Regions from separate parts of the Homo sapiens genome. Here region 1 is linked to region 2. Evidence: read pairs that join two places in POLR2A ChIA-PET (ENCODE). Cell type or tissue: PC-9. All regions are shown on one strand. Each heading gives the region's core, and the rest is flanking DNA. Links, peaks and the distances in the headings are about the cores only.

Region 1 (8,733 bases), core at 3,068-5,567, 79 kb before region 2:
CATTCTCCTGCCTCAGCCTCCCGAGTAGCTGGGACTACAGGTGCCTCCCACCATGCCCAGCTAATTTTTGTGTTTTTAGTAGAGGCGGGGTTTCACCTTGTTAGCCAGGATGGTCTCGATCTCCTGACCTCGTGATCTGCCCGCCTCGGCCTCCCAAAGTGCTGGGATTACAGGCGTGAGCCACCGCACCTGGCCCTGGAACACTTTTTTAAAAAAATCAGACCAATAAAATATGAATTTCTGAAGGTGGCCCACTACTATCAATATTTTTTAAGCTGCCCATTTAGAATATACAGCCAGAATTGAGAACTACTAGTCTAGGGTGTGATTATGCATGCAGACAGCTAAGGTAGGTTAGAAAAGAAACCTGCGATCTGCAAACTGAAGAACTTCTAATAAAGTTTTTTTCTATTATTCTTGATATGAATAAAAACATGAGCTGTGCTCAAAGTATTTCACATCTAGTAATTCATTTCATATTCATAACAACCCAGTAAGGGAGGTCTAGCATTATCCCTTTGTGAGGAAAATTAGACACAGATGGGGAGAACGAAACTGTACTGAATTAAGAGTCCCAGGTTATACATAAAGTTAAAGGTGTATATTATAAACCCTAAGGCAACTACTTTTTTTTTTTTTTTTGAGGTGGGGTCTCGCTCTGTCACCCAGGCTGGAGTGCAGTGGCACGATCTCCGCTCACTGCAACCTCCACCTCCCGGGTTCAAGCGATTCTCCTGCCTCAGCCTCCCAAGTAGCTGAGACTACAGTCACGTGCAACCACGCCCGGCTAATTTTTTGTATTTTTAGGACAGATGGGGTTTCACTGTGTTAGCCAGGATGGTCTCGATCTCTTGACCTCATGCTCCTCCCGCCTCAGCCTCCCAAAGTGCTGGGATTACAGGTGTGAGCCACCACGCCCGGCCAAGGCAACTACTTTTAAAAATCAAGACATATAGCTAATCAGCCAATGTGAAGATAAATGGAATACTAAAATATACTCAAGTAATCCAAAAAGGAACAAACAAGAGATAGGACAAATTAAAAACAAGCAGGCCAGGCGAGAAGGCTCACGCCTGTAATCCCAGCACTTTGGGAGGCCAAGGTGGGTGGATGACCTGAGGTCAGTAGTTCAAGACCAGCCTGGCTAACATGGCAAAATCCCATCTCTACTCAAAATACAAAATTTAGCCAGGTGTGATGGTGTGCACCTGTAATCCCAGCTACTCAGGAGGCTGAGGCAGGAGAATCGCTTAAACCCGGGAGGCGGAGGCGGCAGTGAGCCGAGATTGCGCCACTGCACTTCAGCCTGGGCGGCAGAGTAAGACTCCATCTCAAAAAAAGAAGAAAAAAGACCAGCCTGGACAACACAGTAAGACCCTGACTATACAAAAAAATTTTTAAAAATTACCCAGATGTGGTGGTGCAAACCCACAGTCCCAGCTACTCAGGAGGCTAAGGCAGGAAGATAATTGAGCCTGGAAGGTCGAGGCTGCAGTGAGCGACGACTGTGCCACTGTACTCCAGTCTGGGTGACAGAGCTAGACTTCGTCTCAAAAACAAACAAAAAAATCTGTATGTAAATATTCATAGCAGCACTACTCAGAATAGCCAAAAGGTAGAAGCAATGTAAATGCCTATCAAGTCATGATAAACAAAATGTGGTGTTTCTATAGAACGTAGTATTATTCAGCCATAAAAAGGAATGAAGTACTACTGGACCTAGAAAGCATTATGCTAAGTCGAAGAAGCTGGACACAAAAGGTCACACATTGCCTAAGTCCACTTGTAGGAATATCCACAATAGGCAAATCCACAGAGAGAGAAAACAGATTACTGGGCAGCAGGGACTAGGAGACTGGGAATGGGGAGAGACTGCTTAACGGGTACAGCGTTTCCTTTTAGGATGATGAAAACGTTTGGGAACATTTAGTTTGTGGTAATACTTGCATGACATTGTGAATGTGCCGAACACCACTGAATTACATATTTTAAGTGGTTAAAATGGCAAATTTCATGTTATGTTAATTTTGTCAGAATTTTTTAAAAAAGGAATGAAGGAGTGATACATACTACAACATAGGTGAACCTGAAAAACACTATCCTAAATGAAAGAAGCCAGTTACAAAAGATCACATATTGTATGACTTCATTTCTATGAAATGTCCAAAATAGGTAAATCTATAAAGTCAGAAAATAAATTAGTGGTTATCTAGGGCTAGGGGTCCAGGAGAGAGGGATTGGAGAGTGACTGCTAATGTATACAATGGTTCTTTCTGGGGTGATTAAAATCCTTTAAAATTAGATTATGCTAATGATTGCAAAACTGTAAATCTACTGGAAAACATCAAGATACCCCCCTTTAAATTGGTGAATTTTATGGTGTGTAAATTATATCTCAATAAAGCTAACTTTAAAAAGGAAAAACTTAGGCCAGGCATGGTGGCTTACACCTGTAATCCCAGCACTTTGGGAAGCTGAGGCAGGTGGATCATGAGGTCAGGAGATCGAGACTAGCCTAGCCAACATGGTGAAACCCCATCTCTACTAAAAATACAAAAAATGGCCGGGCATGGTGGCATGCGCCTATAGTCCCAGCTACTCAGAAGGCTGAGGCAGGACAATCACTTCAACCCAGGAGGCAGAGGTTGCAGTGAGCCGAGATCTCGCCATTGCACTCCAGCCTGGTTAACAAATGGAGACTCCGTCTCAAAAACAAAAAAAAAAAAAGAAAGAAATAGCAATGAGATACCAATCCACACCTATTAGAATAGCTACAATCAAAAAAACTGACAATACCAAATACGAATGAAAATGCGAACAGGAACTCTAACATTCACTGCTGATGGAAATACAAAATAAAACAGCCCTTTTGGAAGGCAGTTTGGCAGTTTCTTACAAAGCTAAATACAGGCCTACCATATGATCCAGCAATCACATTGCTGAGGTATTTGATTATCCAAATTGATTTAAAAACTTATAGTTACACAAAACCTGCACACAATGATTATAAGCAGCTTTATTCGTAATCACCAAAACCTGGAACCAAGGATGTCCTTTGACAGGTGAATGGATAAACAAACTGGAATATATCCATACAATGGATTATTTAGCAATAAAAATAAATGAGCTAGCAAACCACAAAATGATGTAAAGGACCCTTAAATGTATATTGCTAAGTGAAAGAAGCTAGTCCAGAAAGGCTACATACTATATGATTTCAATTATAAGACATCCCAGAAAAGGCAAAACTATAGAAATAGTACAAAACAGTAGTTGCCAAGGGCTTGGGGAAAGGCAGAAAGGGCTTAAGAGCTGAAATAGAATAATCTCATGGAGGTGAAACTATTTCTCACAATAATTTAACGGTGGATACATGTTGCCCAGGCTGGTCTCAAACTCCTGGGCTCAAGCAATCCGCCCATCTCAGATTCCCAAAGCAGTGGGATTACAAGCATGAGCCACCACACCCAACCTATGTCATACTTTTAAACATCATTTGAGTGCACTCCTTCTACTTACTTTTTTTTTTTAAGATGAGGTCTTACTGTGTTGCCCAGGCTGGTCCCAATCTCCTGAGCTCAAGCGATCGTCCCACCTCAGCCTCCCAATGTGCTTAGATTACAGGCGAGAGTCACCGTTCTACTTATGTTTTTTAAAAGCTACCTAAAAACAGCCTCAGGCAGTTTCCTTCAGGAGGTAGTCCAGACAGATCCACGTGAGTATTGCCCCTGAAGACCTTCCAGTAGGACAAGACGTGAAGGTAGAAGACACTGATATTGATAATCCTGACCTTGTGTGGGCCCTAGACTAATGTGTGCGCTTATGTTTTCATTTCCGACAAAAAAGTTTAAAAAGTAAAAAAAAAAAGAAAAACGAAAAAAAAAGGCCAGATGCAGTGGCACGCAACTCAGGAGGCTGAGGCCAGAGAATCACTTGAGCCCAGGAGTTGGAGGCCAGCCTAAGCAACATAGCGAGACTCTATCTCTAAAAAAAAAATTCATTTTTTAAATAGAAAAAAGCTTACAGAATAAGGATTTAAAGAATAATATTTCTGTACACCTGTAAAATGCGTTTGTATTTAAGTGTTGTTACGAGAGTCAAAAAACAACAAACATTTTAAAGCTTCTAAAGTCAAAAGGTTACAATAAGCTAATTTACTATTGATCAAAGAAAAAAATTTGATGAATTTAGTGTAGCCTAACTGTACATTGTTCATAAAGTGTACAGTAGGGCACAGTAATATCCTAGGCCTTCACATTCATTCACCACCCCTCATTCAGTGACTCGCCCAGAGCAACTTCCACTCCTGCAAGGTCCTCTCGTGGTAAGTGCCCTATTATAGGTGTACCACGTTTATCTTTCATATCTGTCCTGTTCTGTGTTCCGTTCTGTTCTGCGTTCCATTCTGTTCTGTGTTCTGTTGTGTTCTGTCACTCTGTCGCCTAGGCTGGAGTGCAGTGGCGTGATCTCGGCTCACTGCAACCTCTGCCTCCTGGGTTCAATTCTCCTACTTCAGCCTCCCAAATAGCTTGGATTACAGGCGTCCACCACCATACCAGGCTAATTTTTGAGTTTTTAGTAGAGACACAGTTTCACCATGTTGGCCAGGCAGGCCTCAAATTCCTGACCTCAAGTGATCTGCCTGCCTCAGCCTCCCAAAGTGCTGGGATTACAGGTGTGAGCAACCATGCCTGGCCTTTTTTTTTTTTGTTTTTTGAGATGAAATCTCACTCTGTTGCCCAAGCTGGAGTGAAGTGGCATGATCTCGGCTCACTGCAACCTCCGTGTCCCAGGTTCAAGTGATTCTCCTGCCTCAGCCTCGCAAGTAGCTGGGACTACAGGCACACACCACTATGCCAGGCTAATTTTTGTATTTTTAGTAGAGATGGGGTTTCACTATGTTGACCAGGCTGGTCTCGAACTCCTGACCTCGTGATCCACCCACTTCAGCCTCCCAGAGTGCTGGGATTACAAGTGTGAGCCACTGTGCCTGGTTCCCGGCCCTTTTATACCGTATTTTTATTGTATCTTTTCTATGTTTAGATACACAAATATTCACCATTATGCTATAGCTGCCTAGAGTATCAGTACAGTAATATGCTGTACAGGTTTGTAGCCTAGAAGCAATAGGCTATAGGCTATAGCCTACAAGAGTAGCATGCTACACCATCTAGGATCATGTAAGTACACTATATGATGCTTGCACAATAAAGAAATTGCCCAATGATGCATTCCTCAGAATGTATCCCCCTAGTTAAATTACTTATGACTGTGTACATCTAACAAGAGAGTATCAAAGTGCATGCAGCAAAAACTGACATACCTGAAAGGAGAAATAAACAGCTCCACAATCACAGGGAGTTCAACACTCCTCACTGATGCAATAATTCACAGAACAAGTAAACAGAAAATTATTAAAAATATGTAAGATCTGAAGAACATTATCAACCAACTTGACATAATTGTTATTTATAGAACACTGCACCCAACAACAGCAAGATAAACCATCTTTTCAAGCACACATAGAACATTCACCAAGATAAACCATATGCTGGACCGTAAAACAAGCATGGAAATATTTTAAAGAATATAAATTGGCTGGGCACGGTGGCTCACGCCTGTAATCACAGTACTTTGGGAGGCCAAGGCAGGCGTACACCTCAGGTCAAGAGTTCAAGACTAGCCTGGCCAACACGATGAAACCCCATCTCTACTAAAAACACAAAAATTAGCCGGGCATGGTGGTGTGCGCTTGTAATCCCAGCTACTCGGGAGGCTGAGACAGGAGAACTGCTTGAATCTGGGAGGTGGAGGTTGCAGTGAGTAACTTTTGTATTTTTAGTAGAGATGGGGAGTGCCACTGCACTCCAGCCTGGGTGACACAGCGAGACTCCATCTTAAAAAAAAAAAAGAATATAAATTATGCAGCATGTTCTCTGACTACAATGGAATTAAACTTGAGATCATTAACATAAAGATACTATATAAAATTCTCCAGTATTTAGAAATTAAATAATAGTCTCCTAAATAACCCCTGATCAAAAAAGAAACTGCAAAAGAAATTAAACAATATTTTGAACTGAATGAAAAGAAGAAATCAATTTATGAGATGTGGCTAAAACAGTATTTAGAAGGAAATTCATAGCTTTAAGCACCTGTATTAGAAAATAAGAGAGTTCTAAAATTAAAGACATAAATGTCCACCTCAAGACGCTCGGGGAAAAAAAGCAGACTAAATCAAGGGGAAGTAGAGGGAAAAAACATAAAATGCAGAAATCAATAAAATTTAAAATAAACAAGAAACAATAAATATCAGTATCTGTAGATTAAGAAAAAAGCAAGAGGCTGGAATTACCAATATGAGCAATGATAGAAGGCATATCGTTACAGGTCCTCTAGACATTAAAAAAAGAACAAAGGAATATTATAGGCTAGGCAAGGTGGCTCCTGCCTGCAATCCCAGCACTTTGGGAGGCCGAGGTGGGTGGATCACCTGAGGTCAAGAGTTCGAGACCAGCCTGACCAACATAGTGAAACCCCATCTCCACTAAAAATATAAAATTAGATGGACGTGGTGGCACATGCCTGTAATCCCGACTACTTAGGAGGCTGAGGCAGGAGAATCACTTGAACCCGGGGTACGGGGGTTGCAGTGAGCCGAGATCACATCATTGCACTCCAGCCTGGGCCACAAGAGCGAAATTCTGTCTCAAAAAAAAAGGGGCAGGGGAAGGGAGGGGAGGGGAGGAGAGGGGGGAGGGGAGGAGAGGAGGGGGAGGGGAGGGGAGGAGGGGGAGGGGAGGAGAGGGGGAGGGGAGGGCAGGGGAGGGGAGGGGAGGAGAGGGGGGAGGGGAGGGCAGGGGAAGGGAGAGTAGGGGAGGGGAGGGGAGGAGAAGGGGGAGGGGAGGGGAGAGGGAGGGGAGGGGAGGGGAAGGAAAGAGAAAACCTAACTAGTTCCTATATCTCTAAGGACTGCTAGCAACCACTAGAAATAGGAAGAGGCTGGGCGCAGTGGCTCACATCTGTAATCTCAGCACTTTGGGAGGCCAAGGCCGGCAGATCACCTGAGATCAGGAGTTCGAGACCAGCCTGACCAACATGGAGAAACACTGTCTCTACTAAAAATACAATATTAGCCGGGCATGGTGGTGCATGCCTGTAATCCCAGCTACTCGGCAGGCTGAGGCAGGAGAATCGCTTGAATCCAGGAGGCACAGGTTGCGGTGAGCTGAGATCACGCCATTGCACTCCAGCCTGGGCAACACGAGTGAAACTCTATCTCAAAAAAAAAAAAAAAAGAAAGAAAGAAACAGAGGAAGAGTCAAGGAGGGGTCTTCCCTAGAGCCTACAGTGGGAGCACAGCTCTCCTGACACCCTGACCTCATATTTCTACTTTCCAGAACTGTCAGAAAATAAATTTAAGCTGTTAGAAACCACCCACTTTGCAGTAATTTACTCTGGCAGCCCTAGGAAATTACTACACATATTGAATAATATTTTGGATGTAGTGAAATTAAAAATACATTAAATTTAATTTCACTTATCGCTACTTTTTTAGTGTGGGGGTATATAAAATTTAAATTACATATTTGGTTTATATTATATTTCTAGAGGATAGCATTAATCTAGCCAGCGGCAATAGGCAGGAAAAAAAGGCATACAGATTGGAAATGAGTAAGTACAACTGGATTTCTCTGCAGAAATGATTGTGTATAAAGAAAATCCTGGCTGGGTGCGATGGCTACGCCTGTAATCCCAGCACTTTGGGAGGTCGAGGCGGGCGGATCACAAAGTGAGGAGATCGTAACCATCCTGGCTAACACATTGAAACCCTGTCTCTACTAAAAACACACACACACAAAATTAGCCAGGCGTGGTGGCACAAGCCTGTGGTCCCAGCTACTCGGGAGACTGAGGCAGAAGAATCGCTTGAACTCGGGATGCGGAGGTTGCAGTGAGCCGAGATCACGCCACTACACTCCAGCCTGGGTGATAGAGCGAGACTCTGCCTCAAAAACAAAAAAACACAAACAAAAAACAAAATCCTGAATCTAAAAGCTGTCGGCCGGGCGTGGTGGCTCACGCCTGTAATCCCAGCACTCTGGAAGGCCAAGGTGGGCGGATCACCTGAGGTCAGGAGTTCAAGACCAGCCTGGCCATGGTGAAACCCCATCTCTACTAAAAATACAAAAAATTAGCCGGGCGTGGTGGTGCGCGCCTGTAATCCCAGCTACTCAGGAAGCTGAGGCAGGAGAATCGCTTGAACCGAGGAGGTGGAGGCTGCAGTGAGCCGAGATCGTGCCATTGCACTCCAGCCCGGGCAACAAGAGCAAAACTCCGTCTCCAAAAAAAAAAGTCAAATCGCCTATAATTGCCCAAATAATAAGAGGAACAAATGTGAAAAAGGAAGAAAAAGAAAGAAATTCTACATATTAAAACAGCAAGATGCTGGAATAGATAGTAACTCATCTCCCTAACTAGACAATGTGACTGGGGACCAGAAATGATCTTTTAGAAAAAGTAGCATGCAAATGGAATAGTATATATGCAAACGCTCTGAGGGAAAAAATTTGAAAGTAGACTGGTGTGGCAGGTACACAGTGGGCAAGAAGATAAGGCTAAAGCGACATGGCCTGTGGGCCACAGGAAATGTTTGTATTATGTAACAGTTCTCAAGTCTATCCATTATTTTCTACCCCTACCATGCTGTTCTCAATACATGCCTAGGTGCCT
Region 2 (8,733 bases), core at 3,570-6,069:
AAACTATTGTATTAGTCTGTTCTCACACTGCTATGGAGAACTACCTGAGACTGGGTAATTTATAAAGAAAAGAGGTTTAATTGGCTCCTGGTTCTGCAGGCTGTACAGGAAGCATGGCTGAGGAGGCCTCAGGAAACTTACAACCGTGGCGGAGGGTGAAGAGGAAGGAGGCATGTCTTACATGGCCAGAGCAGAGGAAGAGAGAGCAAAGCGGGAAGTGCTACACACTTTTAAACAACCAGATCTCGGCTAGGCGCGGTGGCTCACGCCTGTAATCCCAGCACTCTGGGAGGTCAAGGCAGGGGGATCACGAGGTCAGGAGTTCAAGACCAGCCTGGCCAAGATGGTGAAACCTTGTCTCTACGAAAAATACAAAAATTAGCTGGGCGTGGTGGTGGACGCCTGTAATCCCAGCTACTCGGGAGGCTGAGGCAGAGAATTGCTTGAACCCCGGAGGCAGAGGTTGCAGTGAGCTGAGATCATGTCACTGCACTCCAGCCTGGGCAACAGAGCAAGACTGCATCTCAAAAAATAAAAAATAAAAAATAAACCAAAAAAAAAAAAAACAAAAAACAGAACTCGTGAGAACTCAGTATCACAAAAATAGCAAGGGGGAAATCCACCCCCATGATCTAATCACTTCTCACCTGGTCCCTCCTCCAAAAGTGTGGATTACAATTCAACATGAGATTTGGGTGGGGACATAGATCCAAACAATATCAATTATATACAAGTATGGGAAAAAAGATGAATTTTTCCACAGGGGGCCAGGGGGCAGGTGGGGGTTCCATAAGAGACTAGTTAAAGAAACTATTGTAGAAGGCCAGGCAAGAGATGATGATGCTTTAGGCCAGGTGCAGTGGCTCGTGCCTATAATCCCAGCATGTTGGGAGGCCAAGGTGGGTGGATCACTTGAGGTGAGGAGTTCGAGACCAGCCTGACCAACATGGTGAAACCCTGTCTCTACTAAACATACAAAAATTAGCCAGGCATGGTGGCCCATGCCTGTAATCCCTCTAGAGGCTGAGGCAGGAGAATCGCTTGAACTTGGGAAGCGGAGGTTGCAGTGAGCCAAGATCATACCTCTGCGCTCCACCCTGGGTGACAGAGCAAGACTCTGTCTCAAAAAAAAAAAAAAAAAATGATGCTTTGGACCAGCGTGGTATACAAGAAGTGGTGAGAAGGGTTTAGATTCTAGAAATATTTTTAAAATAATATCAACAGATATTGTTGATACTTCAATGTGGGGTATGAGAGAAAGAGAGGATTCAAGGATGATGCCAAGATTTTTGGCTTGAACTATTGGAAGGGTGGAGTTAGTGGCTGGGCACGGTGCCCACACCTGGTAATCTCAGCACTTTGGGAGACCAAGGTGGGAGAAACACCTGTAGCCAGAAGTTTGAGACCAGCCTGGGCAACATGGCAAAACTCTGTCTCTACAAAAAATACAAAAATTAGCTGAGCGTGGTGTAATGTGCCTATAGTCCCAGGTACTTGGGAGGCTGAGGTGGGAGGATCGCTTGAGCCCAAGAGGCAGAGGGTACAATGAGCCAAGATTGCATCACTGTACCACTGCACTCCAGCCTGGGTGACGGAGTAAGACCCCATCTCAAAAAAAAAAAAAAAAAAAAAAAAAAAAAGAGAAACAGGAGTGGAGTTACTGATAACTATGGTGGGGATTTATGTTATGTATGTATCTTCCATATATGCATATATCTTTGTCACCTCAGTAGTGCCTTCATGACCAGAATCTTTTTTTTTTTGAGGCGGAATTTTGTTCTTGTTGCCCAGGCTGGAGTGCAATGGGATGACCTCGGCTCACTGCAAACTCTGCCTCCTGGGTTCAAGCGATTCTACTGCCTCAGCCTCCTGAGTAGCCAGGATTACAGGCATGCGCCACCAAGCCCGGCTAATTTTGTATTTTTAGCAGAGTTGGGGTTTCACCATGTTGGTCAGGCTGGTCTCAAACTCCTCACCTCAGCTGATCCGCCCACCTCGGCCTACCAAAGTTTGGCCTACCAAACCACTTACGGCTACCAACATAATTATAGTTATGAGCCTCTATGCCCAGTCCCAGAATCTTAAAAATATATTGTTTGTAGCTAATATATGTTTATTATTTATGTGTGAGGCATGATATCACTAATGTAAATATAATACTAAATTTTTTGTTTGTTTGTTTTTGAGACGGAGTCTCACTCTGTCACCCAGGCTGGAGTGCAATAGCATAATCTCGGCTCACTGCAACCTTGGCCTCCCAGGTTCAAGCAATTCTTCTGCCTCAGACTCCTGAGTAGCTGGGACTACAGGTCGCGCCACCACGCCCAGCTAATTTTTGTATTTTTAGTAGAGACAGGGTTTCACCATGTTGGCCAGGCTGGTCTTGAACTCCTGATCTCAGGTGATCCACCCGCCTCAGCCTCCCGAAGTGCTGGGATTACAGGCATGAGCCACCACGCCTGGCCCTATAATACTAAATGTTTTATTGCACATTAATAGTTAATCCTCGTTCAAACCTAGGTGATAGGTCCCTTTAATACAAAGGGACACTGAGCCCTGTGGACATTAAATAACTTGTCCATGGATGCATAGCTAGTAAAAAGGAAGGCTGAGATTCTTTTTTTGTTTGTTTTTGAGACAGCATCTCATTCTGTCGCCCAGGCTGGAGTACAGTGGCACATTCATAGCTCACTGCAGCCTTGACCTCCTGGGTTCAAACAGTCCTCCCACCTCAGCCCCCAGAGTAGCTGGGACTACAGGCACATGCCACCACGCCAGGCTAGTTTTTGTATTTTTAGTAGAGACAGGGTTTCACCATGTTGGCCAGGATGGTCTCAAACTCCTGACCTCAAGTAATCAGCCCGCCTCAGCCTCCCAAAGTGCTGGGATTATAGGCATCAGCCACTGTGCCCAGCCAGAAAGCTGGGATTTTTTTTTTTCATTTTGTAAGTTGTTACCAGATGCTCCTTTACTTTTTCTTTAAAAATGGTTGTTTTAATTTTTGACCAGATGACAGTCATAGTTCAAAATTGAAAAATACACGAAACTTCCCTTTTAATCTTTTTTTGTTTATTGAGACAGAGTCTCACTCTGTCACACAGGCCAGAGTGCAGTGGCCGGATCTCGGCTCACACTGCAACCTCCGCTTCCCATATTCAAGAGATTCTCCTGCCTCAGCCTCCCAAGTAGGTGGGATTACAGGCATGTGCCACCACACCTGGCTAATTTTTCTTTTTTCTTTTTTTTTTTTTTTTTGAGACGGATTCTTGCTCTGTCACTCGGGCTGGAGTGCAATGGCACCATCTCAGCTCACTGTAAACTCCACCTCCCGAGTTCAAGCGATTCTCCTGCCTCAGCTTCCTGAGTAGCTGGGATTACAGGTGTGCACTACCACGCCTGACTAATTTTTGTATTTTTAGTAAAGACAGGGTTTCACCATTTTGGTCAGGCTGGTCTCGAACTCCTGACCTTGTGATCCGCCCCCCCTTGGCCTCCCAAAGTGCTGGGATTACAGGAGTGAGCCACTGCGCCCGGCCACTTTTTTGTATTTTTATTAGAGACCGGTTTCACCTTTTTGGCCAAGCTGGTCTTGAACTCCTGGCCTCAAGTGATCCGCCCGCCTCAGCCTCCCAAAGAGTTGGGATTATGGGCGTGAGCCACTGCGATCAGCATTGCTAACTTCTTCAATACCCTTCCAGAGATACTTACTGAACAAGCAGCTATTAAGTAAGTATTTCTACACTTTGGGAAGTCAAAGCGGGAACATCACTTGAGCTCAGGAGTTTGAGACCAGCTTGAGCAACATAATGAGATCATATCTCTACTAAAAATAAAAGAAATTGGCCGGGCGTGATGGTACGTGCCGGTAGTCTCAACTACTTGGGAGGCAGAGGGGGGAGGATTGCTTGAGCCCAGGAGGCAGAGATTGCAGTGAGCTGTGACCATGCCACTGCATTCCACCCTGGGCAACTGAGTAAGACCCTGTCTCAAAAAAAAAAAAAAAATTCCCCCGTTTTATTTTTTTTTACAAAGGGTAACAATTTATACCCTGCTCTGTATCTTGCTTTTCCATTTGGATAACTTTCCACATTGTCATACCCATAATTTATTTAATTAGTTCCGTATCGATGGACATTTAGTATCTTTCCAGTCATTTTTTATTGTAAACAATGCTGCTGTGAATTACCTGGTACATATGGAATTTTGCAAAGGTGAAGCTAGTATTATAAACCAAATCTGAGTGTAAAGCCACTAAGCTGTGGCACCACACTGCCTCCCAATGTTGTTAATTGACTTGAGAAGATGATTCTTCCTGACTCCTATTTTTTTTTTTTTTTTCTGAGACAGAATTTCGCTCTTGTTGCCCAGGCTGGAGTGCAGTGGCGACATCTCAGCTCACCTCGAGCTCCGCCTCCTGGGTTCAAGCGATTCTCCTGCCTCAGCCTCCCGAGTAGCTGGGATTACAGGCATGCACCACCATGCCACACTAATTTTGTATTTTTAGTAGAGATGGGGTTTCTCCATGTTGGTCAGGCTGGTCTCGAACTCCCAACCTCAGGTGATCCGCCTGCCTTGGCCTCCCAAAGTGCTGTGATTACAGGTGTGAGCCATCGTGCCTGGCCCACTCCTCTCAATTTGATGAGCATACTTTATGTTTTAATCTTCCTGATGCTCAGCTCCCAGCTCCAGGTGCAGCCACCCTTGAATACCTGTGAAATTCATAAACATGCAATGTCCTCCAGCAGTCCTCTCTGGGAACCTCATCCACATGCAGATGACCCTGATGAGAGTCTAGAAAAGGGAAATAATAAACTCAGAGCACTTGAGAAAGATTTCCTTTTCTTATAAGTTAAGGTGAATGTACTTTAGGAAGTAACCCAGAAAGGGAAAGTGTCTCTCTAGGGCACATGGAAAGCCTTTCCTAAGGTGAGACAATGATCTGACTCTTGCAAAGACTGATTGCATACCAGCATCTTGAGCAATACGCCACCTGATCATGTGTGACACGTAGCACAGATCTTTTTTGTGTTGTGCAACCTTTCACTTTGTGCATGGGACTAACTTTGCTCTAGATTGGAGTCATTTCCTGTTAAAATGTTACATCTACTTTGTGGTGCTAAGAGGCTTACTGGTCTTATGATAAGACAGATAAATGACTCAGTAACTGTCTCTTCCTGAACTTTGGTCTAATTTGTGTTACAATGACATGTACTTCCCTGTGAACTTTCACCTAGATAGCTGATTCCCTGAAATTATTAAGAGTACTGCAGGTGGGCCTAATAATCCTCTTTATTGATTTTGAGATATCTAAACACTTCATAAATATTAGCAAATACGTGTAAAGTTAAAACTCCTTTCTTTCTTTCTTTCTTTTTTTTTTTTTGTGAGACAGAGTCTTGTTTTGTCACCCAGGCTGGAGTGCAGTGGATCAGTCTCCGCTCACTGCAACCTCTGCCTCCCGGGTTCAAGCGAATCTCATGCCTCAGGCTCCCAAGCAGCTGGAATTACAAGCTCGTGCCACCATGCTCAGCTAATTTTTTGTATTTTTTAACAGAGATGAGGTTTCAGCCATGTTGGCCAGGCTGGTCTCAAACTCCTGACCTCGAATGATGCACCTGGGTCAGTCTTCCACTGCTTTGGGATTCCAGGCATGAGCGACTGGGACTGGCCAAAACTCCTCTATCTCACCCATAAAAAACAGCACTGGTCTATAATTTTCATCTTGTGGAAATACTAATAATTAATATTGATAGAGTCCTTACCACACACTACGTATTGTTCTAAGCCCTTTAGGTAATACTCTCATGAGGTGGGCTCTATTGTTATTATCCCCATTTTATTTTTTTATTAGATTTTTTTTTTTTTTTTGTCTGGGCATGATGGCTCATGCCTGTAACCCCAGTACTTTGGGAGGCAGAGGTGGGTGGATCACTTGAGGTCCGGAGTTTGAGACCAGCTTGGCCAACATGACAAAACCCCATCTTTACTAAAAATAAAAAAATTAGCCAGGTATGGTGGTGCATGCCTATAATCCCAGCTGTTGCCTCAGGAGGCTGAGGCAAAAGAATCCCTTGAGCCCAGGAGGCAGAGGTTGCAGTGACCTGAGATCGTGCCACTGCACTTCAGCCTGGGCGACAGAACAAGACATCATCTCGAAAAAATTAAATTAAATTAAAAAATAATAAATAATTTTTTTGGAGACAGCATCTCACTGTATCGCCCAGGCTGGAGTGCAGTGGCACGATCTCAGCTCACTGCAACCTCCACCTACCGAGTTCAAACGATTCTCCTGCCTCAGTCTCCCAGGTAGCTGGGATTACAGGCGCCCACCACCATGCCCGGCTAATTTTTTGTATTTTTAGTAGAGACGGGGTTTCACCATGTTGGCCAGGCTGGTCTTGACCTTCTGACGTCAGGTGATCCACCCACCTTGGCCTCCCAAAGTTCTGGGCTTACAGGAGTGAGCCACCACACCCTGCTTTTTTTTTTTTTTTTTTAAGAGACAGAGTATTGCTATGTTGCCCAGGCTGGACTTGATCTCCTGGGCTCAAGCGATCTACATGCTATAGCCTCCCAAGAAGCAGAGGTTAAAGACCTTGCTCCAAATCCACCCGCTTTGTGAGAGCGTCCTTGCAACACTGACCTCAGTCCTCCTCCCACTCTGACTCTAAATAAGCTGCTTCTTCAGCTGTGTCCTCAAGGCATGGTATATCTGATTCTCTCTGTAGATCACATTCCATCCCCCATGTAGTACATTTTGCTGTTTATAATCTGTTGTAGAACATAGGCTCCTTGAGATTGAGAACTGACACTATTTCATTTCTATATCCCTTTGCAAGTTCTACTTAGGTTTCTGCAACCTCCACCTCCTGGGTTCACACAATTCTCCTGCCTCAGCCTCTGAGTAGCTGGGATTACAGGCGCGTGCCGGCACACCTGGCTAATTTTTGTATTTTTAGTAGAGACGGGGTTTCGCCATGTTGGCTATGGCTGGTTCCAAACTCCCGACCTCAGGTGATCCACTCACCTTGGCCTCCCAAAATGCTGGGTTTACAGGCATAAGCCACCATGCCCGGCCACATTATTCACATTTCAAGTGCTCAATTGCCATACCTGGCTGGCAGCTAGTGTATGAGCAACACAGACACAGGGCATTTCCATCACTGTAGAAAGTTCAACCAGACAGTACTAATCTGGAAAGATCATTGGTACAGATCACTGGAGTTACAGTTTGTTTGGTTTTTTGTTTTGTTTTGTTTTTTCTTTCTGAGATGGAGTCTTGCCATGTCGCCCAGGCTGGAGTGCGATCTCAGCTCATTGCAATCTCCACCTCCCAGGTTCAAGTGATTCTCCTGCCTCAGCCTCCCAAGCAGCTGGGACTACAAGCGCGTGCCACCACACCCAGCTAATTTTTTGTATTTTTAGTAGAGACAGGGTTTCGCTGTGTTAGCCAGGATGGTCTCGATCTCCTGACCTCGTGATCCACCCGCCTCGGCCTCTGAAAGTGCTGGGATTACAGGCGTGAGCCACCACACCCAGCCTGGAGTTACAGTTTGTATACCATTAAGAAACTGTTCTGGGAGGGTGGGGGCAGTGGCTTATGCCTGTAATCCCAGCACTTTGGGAGGCCTAGGCAAAAGGATCCCTTGAGGGCAGGAGTTCAAGACCAGCCTAAGCTACATAGTGAGACTCCATCTCTACAAAAAATGAAAAATTGGCCAGGCGTGGTGGCTTGCCTCTGTAGTCCCAGATGCTCAGGCGGCTGAGGCAGGAGAATCACTTGAGCCCAGTAGGTCAAGGCTCCAGTGAGCCATGGTGGCACCACTGCACTTCAGCCTGGATGACAAGGTTAGACTGTCTTTCAAATAAATAAAAGAAAAAAGCCAGGCGAGGTGGCTCACACTGTAATCCCAGCACTTTGGGAGGCCGAGGCGGGCGGATCACGAGGTCAGGAGATCGAGACCACGGTGAAACCCCGTCTCTACTAAAAATACAAAAAACAATTAGCCGGGCGCGGTGGTGGGAGCCTGTAGTCCCAGCTACTCGGGAGGCTGAGGCAGGAGAATGGCGTGAACCCGGGAGGTGAAGCTTGCAGTGAGCCGAGATTGCGCCACTGCACTCCAGCCTGGGCGACAGAGCGAGACTCCATCTCAAAAAAAAAAAAAAAGAAAAAAACTGTTCTTGGGAGCACTTGAGGGTAACATTGATCATAACATCGTCTTGGAGAATAACTGTTAATGATTTACCTTTAGAATATTCCACACTTGGTAAATGACTTAGGCTTACAGTAGAGAAAGAAGAAAAAGAAAAAAAGAAGCCATCAGTAAAACAACCATGTTAGAAAACTGCACCTGGGTGCAGTGTCTCACGCCTGTAATCCCAGCACTTTGGGAGGCCAAGGTGGGAAGATCACTTGAGGTCAGGAGTTTGAGACCAGCCTGGCCAACATGTTGAAACCCCGTCTCTACTAAAAATACAAAAATTAGCCAGGTATGGTGGTGGGTGCCTGTAATCCCAGCTACTCAGGAGGCTGAGGCAGGAGAATCACTTGAACCCCGGAGGCAGAGGTTGCAGTGAGCTGAGATCGCAACACTGCACTCTAGCCTGGGTGACAAGAACGAGACTCCATCTCAAAGAAAGAAAAAAAGAAAAAAGGAAAATTGCTTTGAGGCAAACCTCAGTAATCACAATGTTGTATCTTAAGTAATAATTAACAATTGTGAAAGCATATTT

The links. ChIA-PET counts read pairs that join two places held together with the same protein. Peaks named below come from ENCODE experiments on the same cell type or tissue, not always from the same donor. Only the 100,000 strongest peaks of a DNase experiment are listed, where the experiment ranks them.
Region 1: POLR2A ChIA-PET joins it to region 2 with 13 read pairs; 13 of 35 experiments call an interaction of 5 or more read pairs at or near these places.

What each region holds. Positions count from the first base shown.
Region 1 is chr9:19,236,649-19,245,381 of GRCh38, reverse strand. All of the region lies in intron 1 of DENND4C (DENN domain containing 4C), which reads right to left. Among named protein-coding and RNA genes, the nearest start is that of DENND4C, 10 kb to the right of the region's middle. In PC-9, for the core only: no CTCF peak of the experiment used is centred there; no DNase peak of the experiment used is centred there.
Region 2 is chr9:19,158,186-19,166,918 of GRCh38, reverse strand. No RefSeq gene overlaps it. Among named protein-coding and RNA genes, the nearest start is that of PLIN2, 35 kb to the right of the region's middle. In PC-9, for the core only: no CTCF peak of the experiment used is centred there; a DNase peak (open chromatin) is centred at 5,068; H3K27ac peaks cover 1,957 bases.